Regions from separate parts of the Mus musculus genome. Here region 1 is linked to region 2. Evidence: chromatin loops called from intact Hi-C (ENCODE). Cell type or tissue: left cerebral cortex. All regions are shown on one strand. Region 1 overlaps Mterf3 (mitochondrial transcription termination factor 3). Region 2 overlaps Ptdss1 (phosphatidylserine synthase 1).

Evidence for each region. A loop is a pair of places that touch in the nucleus more often than their neighbours do. Peaks named below come from ENCODE experiments on the same cell type or tissue, not always from the same donor. Only the 100,000 strongest peaks of a DNase experiment are listed, where the experiment ranks them.
Region 1: it touches region 2 in a loop (2.2-fold over the local background); 2 of 42 quality-filtered maps call a loop at or near these places.

What each region holds. Positions count from the first base shown.
Region 1 is chr13:66,925,543-66,930,542 of GRCm38, forward strand. It overlaps Mterf3 (mitochondrial transcription termination factor 3), which reads right to left. Exons shown (of 8, transcript NM_025547.4): 2 at 4,343-4,681; 3 at 2,628-2,780. The coding sequence starts at 4,661. Among named protein-coding and RNA genes, the nearest start is that of Ptdss1, 4.8 kb to the right of the region's middle. In left cerebral cortex, no CTCF peak of the experiment used is centred here; a DNase peak (open chromatin) is centred at 2,825.
Region 2 is chr13:66,973,467-66,978,466 of GRCm38, forward strand. It overlaps Ptdss1 (phosphatidylserine synthase 1), which reads left to right. Exons shown (of 13, transcript NM_008959.3): 8 at 979-1,091; 9 at 3,280-3,345. Among named protein-coding and RNA genes, the nearest start is that of Mterf3, 43 kb to the left of the region's middle. In left cerebral cortex, no CTCF peak of the experiment used is centred here; a DNase peak (open chromatin) is centred at 3,096.

The DNA of each region.
Region 1 (5,000 bases), 48 kb before region 2:
TGAGGATCAACAGATGTTTTAGATATAGCTGCACTATTTCTGTTAATTAGACCAAGCTAATTAACATATCACCCCCATGTATGTGTATGTGTGTGTGTATTTAAAACATACTCTTAGTAGATCATAGATTTCCAGAACTTACTAAGAATAGACACTTTGTACCCTTCCACCAACATCTCCCCATAGTCATCTTCCCTACCCCAACCACCATTCTTTGTTTTTGTGAGCTTGGTTTATTCACCTTTTACTAATGAAACATGCCTTTGTGTGCATGTCCTCCAAATCCTGTTGGAAATGACAGTATTTCATTCTCTGCTACTGCTGACTGGTATCTCATTGTGTGTATGTGTAATGCATTTCCTTTAATTATTCACTAAGTGATGGATGCTTAGGTTAGTGAAAGAGCCTTTATTTTTATCTCATTGGGGACTTCTCATCTTATCTCTATCTTTTTCTAGTTATTCTCAAATAGGTATTTGTAACCCTGACTAGCCTAGAACTCACTACGTAGACTAGGCTGGCCTTGATTGCACAGGTATCTGCCTACCTCTGGCTCCCTATGCAGAGAATACATGCTTCTAGCCTCACACGAAGTTTCATGGGAACATGGGTCACTTCTTACACATTTGGGTAACACCTGGCTAACTAGGTCACACAGGAGTGAAACATTACCATATGCTGACATTAGTAGAGTGGAACTCACAGAAGAGTCACTCAGATGGTATGGCCAGAGAACACATTGCAGAAGCTATTGAACTTGAAATAAGTTCTCTACCTGTTGGTCAACCAAAGAAGTGAAGTAGGCAAAGCAGGAGATTGATAAGATGAACAGGAAAGCAGTGAGAACTCAAAGGCTTTAAAGATACTAAGCAGTTAACCAGTATGGCCAATTTGCATTACAGAAAGAACACTAACACTACAGATACTTTGCAGGGCCAATATGGCTGAAAAATAGTAAGTTATCAAGTCAGGGGCTGGAGAGATAGTTCAGTATGTATACATGTATAGTGCTTGCGTTGTAAGCCTGAAGGCCTGAGTTTAATCCCCAGAAACCACATTTTAAAAAAAAAAAAAAAAGCCTGGTGAGTGATCCCAGTACTAGGCAGATGGAGACAGTAGAGAAGTAGAGACAGAAAACTCCCTGGGGCTCATTGGCTAATCAGCTTAGCATATCTGCAAGTCCAGAACAAGGAAAGAACCTGACCGGAAACAAAACAAATGCAAGCAATTAAATGAAAAAATGTTTTGCTTTCTACAAGTACACACACACACACACACACACACACACACACACACACACACACACACACAAAATCAACAAGGTAGGAGTTGCCTGCAGTTGTTCAGTAACAAATGAGAAGTAAAGATAACAGAGGATAAAAGCAAACTTGGAGACTTGGAGGAAACAATAAAGCAAGGACAACCTCTGAGGGTCTCTGGTATGTCACAGGTTTTCTTTTCTCTTTCTGATTAAACAAACAAAACAAAACTAGTTGTCCAAGATATAGGAAATGAGAAATATATAAACAGTTTTATCAGGGAGAAGAAGAAACTGAAAGGCCCACAGAAAAGAACTCAAATGAACAACACCAGGATGTGAAACAACTCAAAGTTTTAGAATTTGGTATTTTTTAAGTTTTTAGTTCTATGCACTAAGCAAATAGTTAAAAAACAAAACAAAACAAAAAAGAAAAAAAAAAAAAAAACAAGGAAGTGTCAAATCTCAAACACTTCCACCGCCAGGTATTTTCAGTACAAAATATTTCTGGTAGTTTGAATGAAAATGGCCCCCATAGACCCACAGAAAGTGGTACTATTAGGAGGTGTGGCCTTGTTGGGGTAGGTGTGTCACTGGAGGTTAGCTCTGAGGTTTCAAATGCTCAAACCAGGCAGGCTTACTGTGCCTCTCTCTCTTTGCTGCCTGCAGTTCCAGATGTAGAACTCAGAGCTTCTCTCTAGTTCCACGTCTGCCCGCGTGCTGCCACATGCAGGGACTAAACCTCCCAATTGTATGTAAGCCAGCCCTAACTAAGTGTTTTTGTTTCTAAGAGTTTTCATGGTCATGATGTCTCATCACAGCAATAGTAACCCTAACTTAGCACAATACTCAAACCCATTAAACAACAACAATAACCTGGATGGCTCAGAAATTGGAGTCTCTAAAGATTAACATGTCCAAGCTGAGGTACAAGTTAAAAATGGGGAACTATGTATGCCTGTATATGGGAATTCTTGGATTCTTCACTCTCTTACCCATATAATTCCTGTCAACTCCCTAGGATCATTACTGAGAAAATCAAGTAGAAGTGCCAAACCAGACTCAAAAAAAAAAAAAAAAAAAAAAAAGAAAATGAAAAAGGTTCAACAAAGAGCTACATTACAGACAGGACCAAATGGAAGTGTGCAATAAAAGGCTCTGGCTGCCTTCAATTACCTAGATTCAAGGATAACCTACTAGCCAGCCTATTAAGAAAGCTATGGTCCAGGCTGAGAGAATAATCCATATGAGGACAGTGGGCTCCAGGAGGAAGTCAGGGGATATTACATGGCAAACGGAGAACAGTACACCATGGGTCAACAGACTAACACATCACGTGACAGGGCTGACTGCTAGGTTAGAAACTTACCAAGCTGCACTAGCTTCTGCAGAGTCTTGGAATGGTCTACGTAATCTGCAAGTGTGAAGGAGGAGATGGGCAGCGGAGAGTACGCAGCAATCTGAATAGCCTCCTCCTCTGAAACTGACTGTAACGGAGACAATGGAGGCAGGTCATCCACTTCTTTGCAGCGAGTCATGAAGAAAGAGAGAACCGAGTCAGCAGTATCATGTACATGCAGAAAACTGTTTCTATAAAGGGGCTGCAGAAATGACTCAGCAGTCAAGTACTGCTCTTGCAGTTTGGATCATAGCACATACAACAGGCAGTTTCCAATCCTATAACTCCAATTCCAGGGCCTCCAATACCAGCCTCTGGGCTTCAAAGGCACCTGCATTCACATGCACATACTCATATACACATGTATAATTAAAAATAAAGTAAATCTTGAAAAAGGGACAATGCAAGATCTATTTCCATAAATATGCCATCTTCCCTACTTTAAGGATTGCTTAAATACTGGGATTATTCCAGAAGTAGATGTTTATGAAGTCTAAGCTTAGCATGATGCTCTACACCTGTAATCCCAGCATCCCAAGGTGCAGGCTGAGTCAGGAGGAGTACAGCAAGAGCCAGCATGGCCTAATAGTGGTGACCCCACACCACAAAGGTCCACAAATGGCCTAAGATCTAAGAGTTCCAGAGAGACCAACTACTGTCCCTCTAAGAAGCTTGTTGGGAAAGTTCAAGGATTTCAATCTATTTTTGAGACAATGAACACAACCCTGGCAATCCTCCTGCCTCCGCCTACTAAATGCTGGGATTATAAATTTGAATCACCTTGTCTATTTCTCTTCATGTTTCATCAACAGGTAACATTAAAGATCCACTCCTCTTCAACCACATTGTGAGACACAGGGTTTACCATGGATCCTGAACTCGGCCGAAAGAATGATTTTAAAAAATTCCGAATCTACATTCTAAAGTTTTGATATTCTGATTTTATTCATTCTGATCCAATGCCCTCATCTCCAGATTACTCTTTTAAGAGAATTTCTACCATCTGCAACCCTTTGCCAGTCTGCCCAACTATGGAGTTCTCTGCTGCTGTTTTAATGTAATTTGGTATGGAAGGCATTTGAAATCGTCACTTTAAGGAACCCAGACTAGGATCTTTTATTGTTTACTCTGTTAATTATCCTTTCTCATTCACAGTCAGTTTCTCTTCCCTGCCTCCCCTTTTAGCATCCCTTCACATCCTACTAATGGAGTAGTATTCTACCTGTGGCTTAACCACAGATTCCTATAGTGGGAGACATGGAAAGAGGAGGGTTGACTATAAAGCAATTCAAGGGCAATCTGAGGTGTAACATAACTGTTCCCACTTAATCATTATTACACAGTTAAGTCACTATGTCGAAACTGTATATTCCAAAGATACATATAACAATTAAACCCTAGTAACTCTAGTTAATGCCAAAAGGACACTTTTCAAGAGAAGCTATAAAACAGAATATTTAGAAAGCAAACATCTTACACACTTAGCTATAAAAAAATCTGACACAAACCAATTAACCTAGGAGCTTATTAAAAAAGTTTAATAGAACTAAAAGAATAGAACCAACATTGTTCCTTTTTTTTTTCCTGGTATAAAACAGGATGTGAAATGGACGAGTACTGTCTAACTATGTAGTATGATCAAAACTATCTGTGAAAAGGGGGCTTTTCTCAATGTCCGGAATTACCTTCAAGAGGCAGCTCTGATTCAAGACTAAGTATCCTCTCCTGCTGTTCAGCCACTGAAGGAAGCAGAGTGCTTTCGGCAGAACTCTTTGTCCTATTTGTGCTGGCAGAATGGAAACGATTCCAGAACAAAGTCCTGTAAGTCTTAATTCCCCGCCGGAGAAAGCTCGTGTCAGAGGAGAGCAGAGGCTGAGCTGAGAAGCCGGGCAACACGGCTTTTCCTGCTCTTGCAGAGCGTTTGGTGACTTGTTTGGCTTTAATGAAGCTAGTCAACTTAACTGAGTTGAACCGTCTGGGTAACTGTTGGGCTAACAGAGCCATTTTCTTTTTGACATTTTAGTCTACAAAGGAAAAACACACCCATCAAAAGAAGAAAGATTAATTTACTCACATATTTAAAACAGTATTCAAACAGCAAAAACAAAAATAGATAATAAATTACTTTCAAAAACAAAGGATTTAAATAAATATGTCTGGGGTAGTCAAAAATTTCTAATACATCAAAAGCCAAAAATACAGGCAGTCTCAGTTACCAACCAAAACAGGAATTTCTGAACTGGAAAGATAAAGATATGCCTTACAATTTAAAAACAAAGAATGACGTTAAAGCAAAATTTTTTGTAAATGCTCAAATTACAATGCAACCAAATCAACTGTTAA
Region 2 (5,000 bases):
TCACACATGCGCTGGGTTGCATATATTCATACACTACTCATAATTTGTAATTAAATGGGAATTTTGAAAATTAAAATACAAAGGAAAAGATCAGAAGATATTACTTTTAAGAAGAAAATATTTTGTTCACACATGGAAAGCAAATCCTTTCTTGATAGATGGAGAAGAGTAAGAAAATAAATCATTACTATGGTTTAGTGATGTCACTATCTCTCTATATCTATAAGATTGGTCTGAAGATTCAGCCAACTGTAAATAAAAATATTTTCCAAAAATGCTTGCAAACTGGGAGTGGTGCTGCACATTTGACCATCCCAGACCTTGGAAGAATGAGACAAGATGATTAATGCAAGTTCAATACCAACCTTGGCTACATGATACCAGGTCAACCAGCCTGCATAGCAAGACCCTATCCTGGAACACTGCCAACAAAAATTGAATCTGCCCTTAACACACACACACTATATGCCTCTGTCATCTCTCAGATGGACTTCAAGCTTCATAGGTCAGTGGTGATTTATTTAGAGTTGGACTTTCGTTAAACCTGGCCTGATTTTCAAGGCTACTTACAGAAGCTAGCTTACTCTGCCCAAGGAGTTCCTTCATTGTGGAGACATTTTAAAATATGAGCCTGTCCTAGCAGATCACACAGAGAAGCCAAGTGACATGCAAAATAGAAAGCATTTCAGTTCCTTGATGACCAGAGGTCATACCCTCCCTTCCCACCACTGCAGTCATACATATACATGTACGTGCACATGCACACACGTGCATACACATGCCCTGGCCTCCTCCCAGTTGGCCAGTGCTTAGTAATGGCTGTTACTACTTAAAGTATCAATTCTTGGGAAAGCTCATATATTTTCCGAAACCACTTCAGATAGGCTGGTTATTTTTAGCTCTAGAATGCCTGTTTGAGGATTGGCATGCTCAGACGTCGACTTGCCTACCACAATGACTGACCTCTCTTCTCTTCAGTTGACTGAGTTGAATACCTTCTTCTTGAAGCACATCTTTGTGTTCCAAGCCAGCCATCCCTTAAGCTGGGGTAGAATCCTCTTCATCGGCTGCATTACGGCTCCCACAGTGAGGTAATTCTGTCCAGTTGCACTGCCATTTGTTGAAGACATATGCTTATGTTTTCTTTCTTAGCATAAAGTCTATCACATCAGCTAGAAATTTTTCTGTGAAAATGCCATTCTAAACAAGTGTTCATCCAAAATATAAAGAAAACATTTTTATTTGAGACCTCAGTACAACAGTGTGAGCTTGTAAGAGAAAGAGACTATGTAGTGGTATGGCCATACAAATGCCCTTGTTTTCAGCCCGTGTAGTCGGTCCCTGCTAAGTAATGATGAATGATGATTAGAAGAAATGGCTGAGATAGTCTCTTTGAGCAAGGTAGTCAGTCCCTCCACGTGTGTAGTTAAAATGGATATTTAAAATGATGATGTGGCTAGTAAGACGGCTCAGCAGGTAAAGACACTTTCTGCCAAAGCTAACAAAAACTGTTAAAAAGTAGTAAAGGTGACACTAAGGTTTCCTAAAATGATTGGTAAGTAGAAAAGTTTGTATAGAGTTGAAGTCATGAGCGACAGACTTTAGTTTTAGAACGGAACTTCATTGAGACTCAATCAAGCTGATTCCTTTTTAAGTTCCTGTAGTCCTTCAGGACAGCCATGATGAGCTTCGCTGTCCTTGTGAATACTTTGCTGTATTCATGTAGAGCTGGAGGAATGGCATCATTCACTGCTCTTCAGGAACACCCATGAGGGGCAGCTTAAAGCAGAACTTTTTTTCTTGTGTTAGTTTCCTATTTTAAAGTGGCATTTACACTGTATAGCTCATAAAGAGTACAGTAGCCACATCTGAGATCTGCTGAAGAAACAGGTAGGAACTAAGCAGTTAGAGGAGTTGCTACCTTTTAAAAAAAACATAGGATTGTTTAGCTTGCCTTCCCCACCTTTTTTCCATTTTAAATGCTTTTGTGTTGCACTCATGCACATGCGTGCCACAGTACTCTTGTGGATGATCAGAGGACAAGTTGCAGGAGTCTGTTCTTTCCTCTCACCATATAGATCTTGGGAATCAAACTCTAGATTGTTAGCTTTGGCAGAAAGTGTCTTTACCTACTGAGCCGTCTTACTAGCCACATCATCATTTTAAATATCCATTTTAACTACACAAGTGGAGGGACTACCTTGCTCAAAGAGACTATCTCAGCCATTTCTTCTAATCATCATTCATTATTACAATAATCAAACATCAGCAAACAAAATTAGGAAAATTAATATTGATCTAGTAAAGACAAATAAGGTAATAAAAATATGGGTAAATGAGAGAAAACCTGTTTTCAGATGTTTTGATTGGGGTCTTTGAAGTAATGAGGTCATAGTTCATGCATGAGTGTTGTATAGTATCTTAGTCCCACAGAGTTTAATGTAAAGTCTTTTGTGCATATATTATATTTCTTTGCCATAGAATCTCTCAAATCCTCAAGGGAACCTGTAATTCTCCCAAAATTCTGGTTCACTTGACTTCTGTAGGCTTGGACAGACCTTAGGAGTGTTTGGGAGACTACAAGCCACACTGCTATTGACACCACTCCAGTCACATGTAAACAAACACACCAGATTTCCAAGTGTTACTTCAAAGGCAATACAAAATATTATTCTAGTATTTTGATATAACTTATGTATTGGTCGCTTTATTAAAGTGACTTGCATATGTCTTCTTTATCTTCATTTGACAGCTGGAAATATTTGAACAGCATATATAGTTGTGGGTGCTGCTCAGAGCACTTGAACACCCTTTGCTAAACTTGTCACCAACACTCAGTAACTATAGTGAAGTGCAGCTGGGGCCCCTCTAGTTTCTGCAAGACAAAGATGTCTACATTTTTACCTGGTTACAGTAAACACCCATAAACCTGAGGATGCCATAAGAGACAGTTGAAGAAGCCTGTAGTTAACCCTCTGGAATGGTCTCCACTCCACAGAGAAGCTATGTCAGGCTCAGGCTGCTCAGGACTGTGGCAGTGTTACTAGACCAAAGCTGCCTTTGCCAACAGTGTGATCCTGTAAGCTGAGCTTCCTTCACCCCCATCTGACCCAAATTCAGAATCTCTTAGAGCAATGTTTCAATAGCCCTGGCTGTCTGTTCCCTTGCATCAAATTAGACCAGGCTGCTGGAGTATGGCAAGCAAGGCAGAGCAGGTTTTATGTTCCTCTGTGGTGCCATTGTGTAGAAATCTCATGGATTCTAATTCTGTTTTTTCAGACAGTACTATGCCTACCTCACGGACACACAGTGCAAGCGTGTAGGGACACAGTGCTGGGTGTTTGGGTGAGTATTTGTGATTGTAGGGGTTTTGAAGCCATTTGAGCCCCTAAGTTTCTTTGAATAGTTTTTGTTAAGAGTCTTCAATGTAATTCCCCATGAAGGAAGTTGATCAAGGTAAGAAACTATTTCTGATAGAACTCAGAGACCTTGCTTTATAAAATAAATTAGATCCAGTATGGATCTGTTGAATTTCTCTGAACATATTTGAGTTTGGGACATCTGCCCTGGGTTAAGCAACACTTTGTGTTATTTTGACCTTAGAAGGCCCCCCAAAAAACCAGCTTACTGCATATTCAATATAATTTTATAATAATAAAATAATTTTATTGCTTCAAGAATTAACGCAGACACATGGTTACAAATTGTGGGTACAAGTGCTATTTCCTAATATACTGTTTACTGTTTCACATTCCTAGTTTCCCCTCCAAATCCCCTTATGGGTGAGTCTCTTTTCTGTGTGTCATGTAGGTCACTCTGCTGCTTAAATACCAACCATCTATCATTATATTTCTTCACATCTAGAGTTCAAGAGGGGTCTGAGTAAACCTGTATAGGAAGTTAATTCCTTGATGTAGCCTAGGTTCAAGACTTAATCTAGGTTCTAATTTGAGTGGATAGGATAGGATAAATGACTACAGGCAGAGTTAGAAATCACTGCACACATTGGTAAAACTTCTAAGCAAAATACAAAAGAAACTCATGTAAAGATGATCCAGAGGTGAACGGCCGGGACCCTGCCTTCCCTGTAGCACTCTCCCGTGGGCCTGCGTATAAACAGGCACCCGTTGGGAAGATTCAGAAAGCTTCTCTATGATTTTACAGAAGGAAGGACGCCAGGCTTTAGCCAGAAGTGGAGGAAGACGTGTCTACATCCCATACAACTGACCTTTAATCTTTTGGAAGGTAGGAAAGGTAGAGCAAAGGTCAAACAGGGCCACCCACCTCAGGTTTCCTTTCCGTAATTTCACAGTTTTCTCCTGAAGGAGATACTTTGTTTTGTTTTATATAAACATTAACTCTGAATTACTGAACTACTAATTACAGACTTGCTAAGTCATCTCCCTCAGTTGAAACATAGGTCTAAGTTTTGTTTTGTTTCTCACCTGTATGTAGTGTGCGCATGCAGGTGGAGGCCCAACGGTGAGTCAGTTGTCTTCCTCAGTCCCTTCCTACTGTATTCATCGAGGTACCCTCCGTTGAATCCAGAGCTTAGTAGTTGAGAGAGACTGATTGGTCAGGTTGTATCTGAGTCCCTCTTGTATCGGCACGCCACCTTGTTCTGAGCACTTACTGGCTTGGGAACCTGAGCTCCTGTCACCAGGCTTTCACTGCAAGTACTTTGCCCTCTGAACCACCTCCCCGTGCCTGGATCTGAGGCTTTTCAGAAGACGTTCTCATAAATGTGTTGACATTCTTCCCAGTTCATAGCCTCAGACTGTTCAAGAACAGATGCAGGCATAAAATGGGAAGAGTAAGCTGTCGAGAATAGATAACTACTAGTCGTGTGAGGTCTCCTCCTGACTGGGACCCTGATCAGTGGTTGCTGTCTTGCTGACTGACCACACTGTCTAAGCCCTTTGCTGAGCCTCTCCTCCGGGGCCCACCATGCCTTTACTACAGCCCTTGGTACCCTTTCTACTCTCTTTACACCATCATCC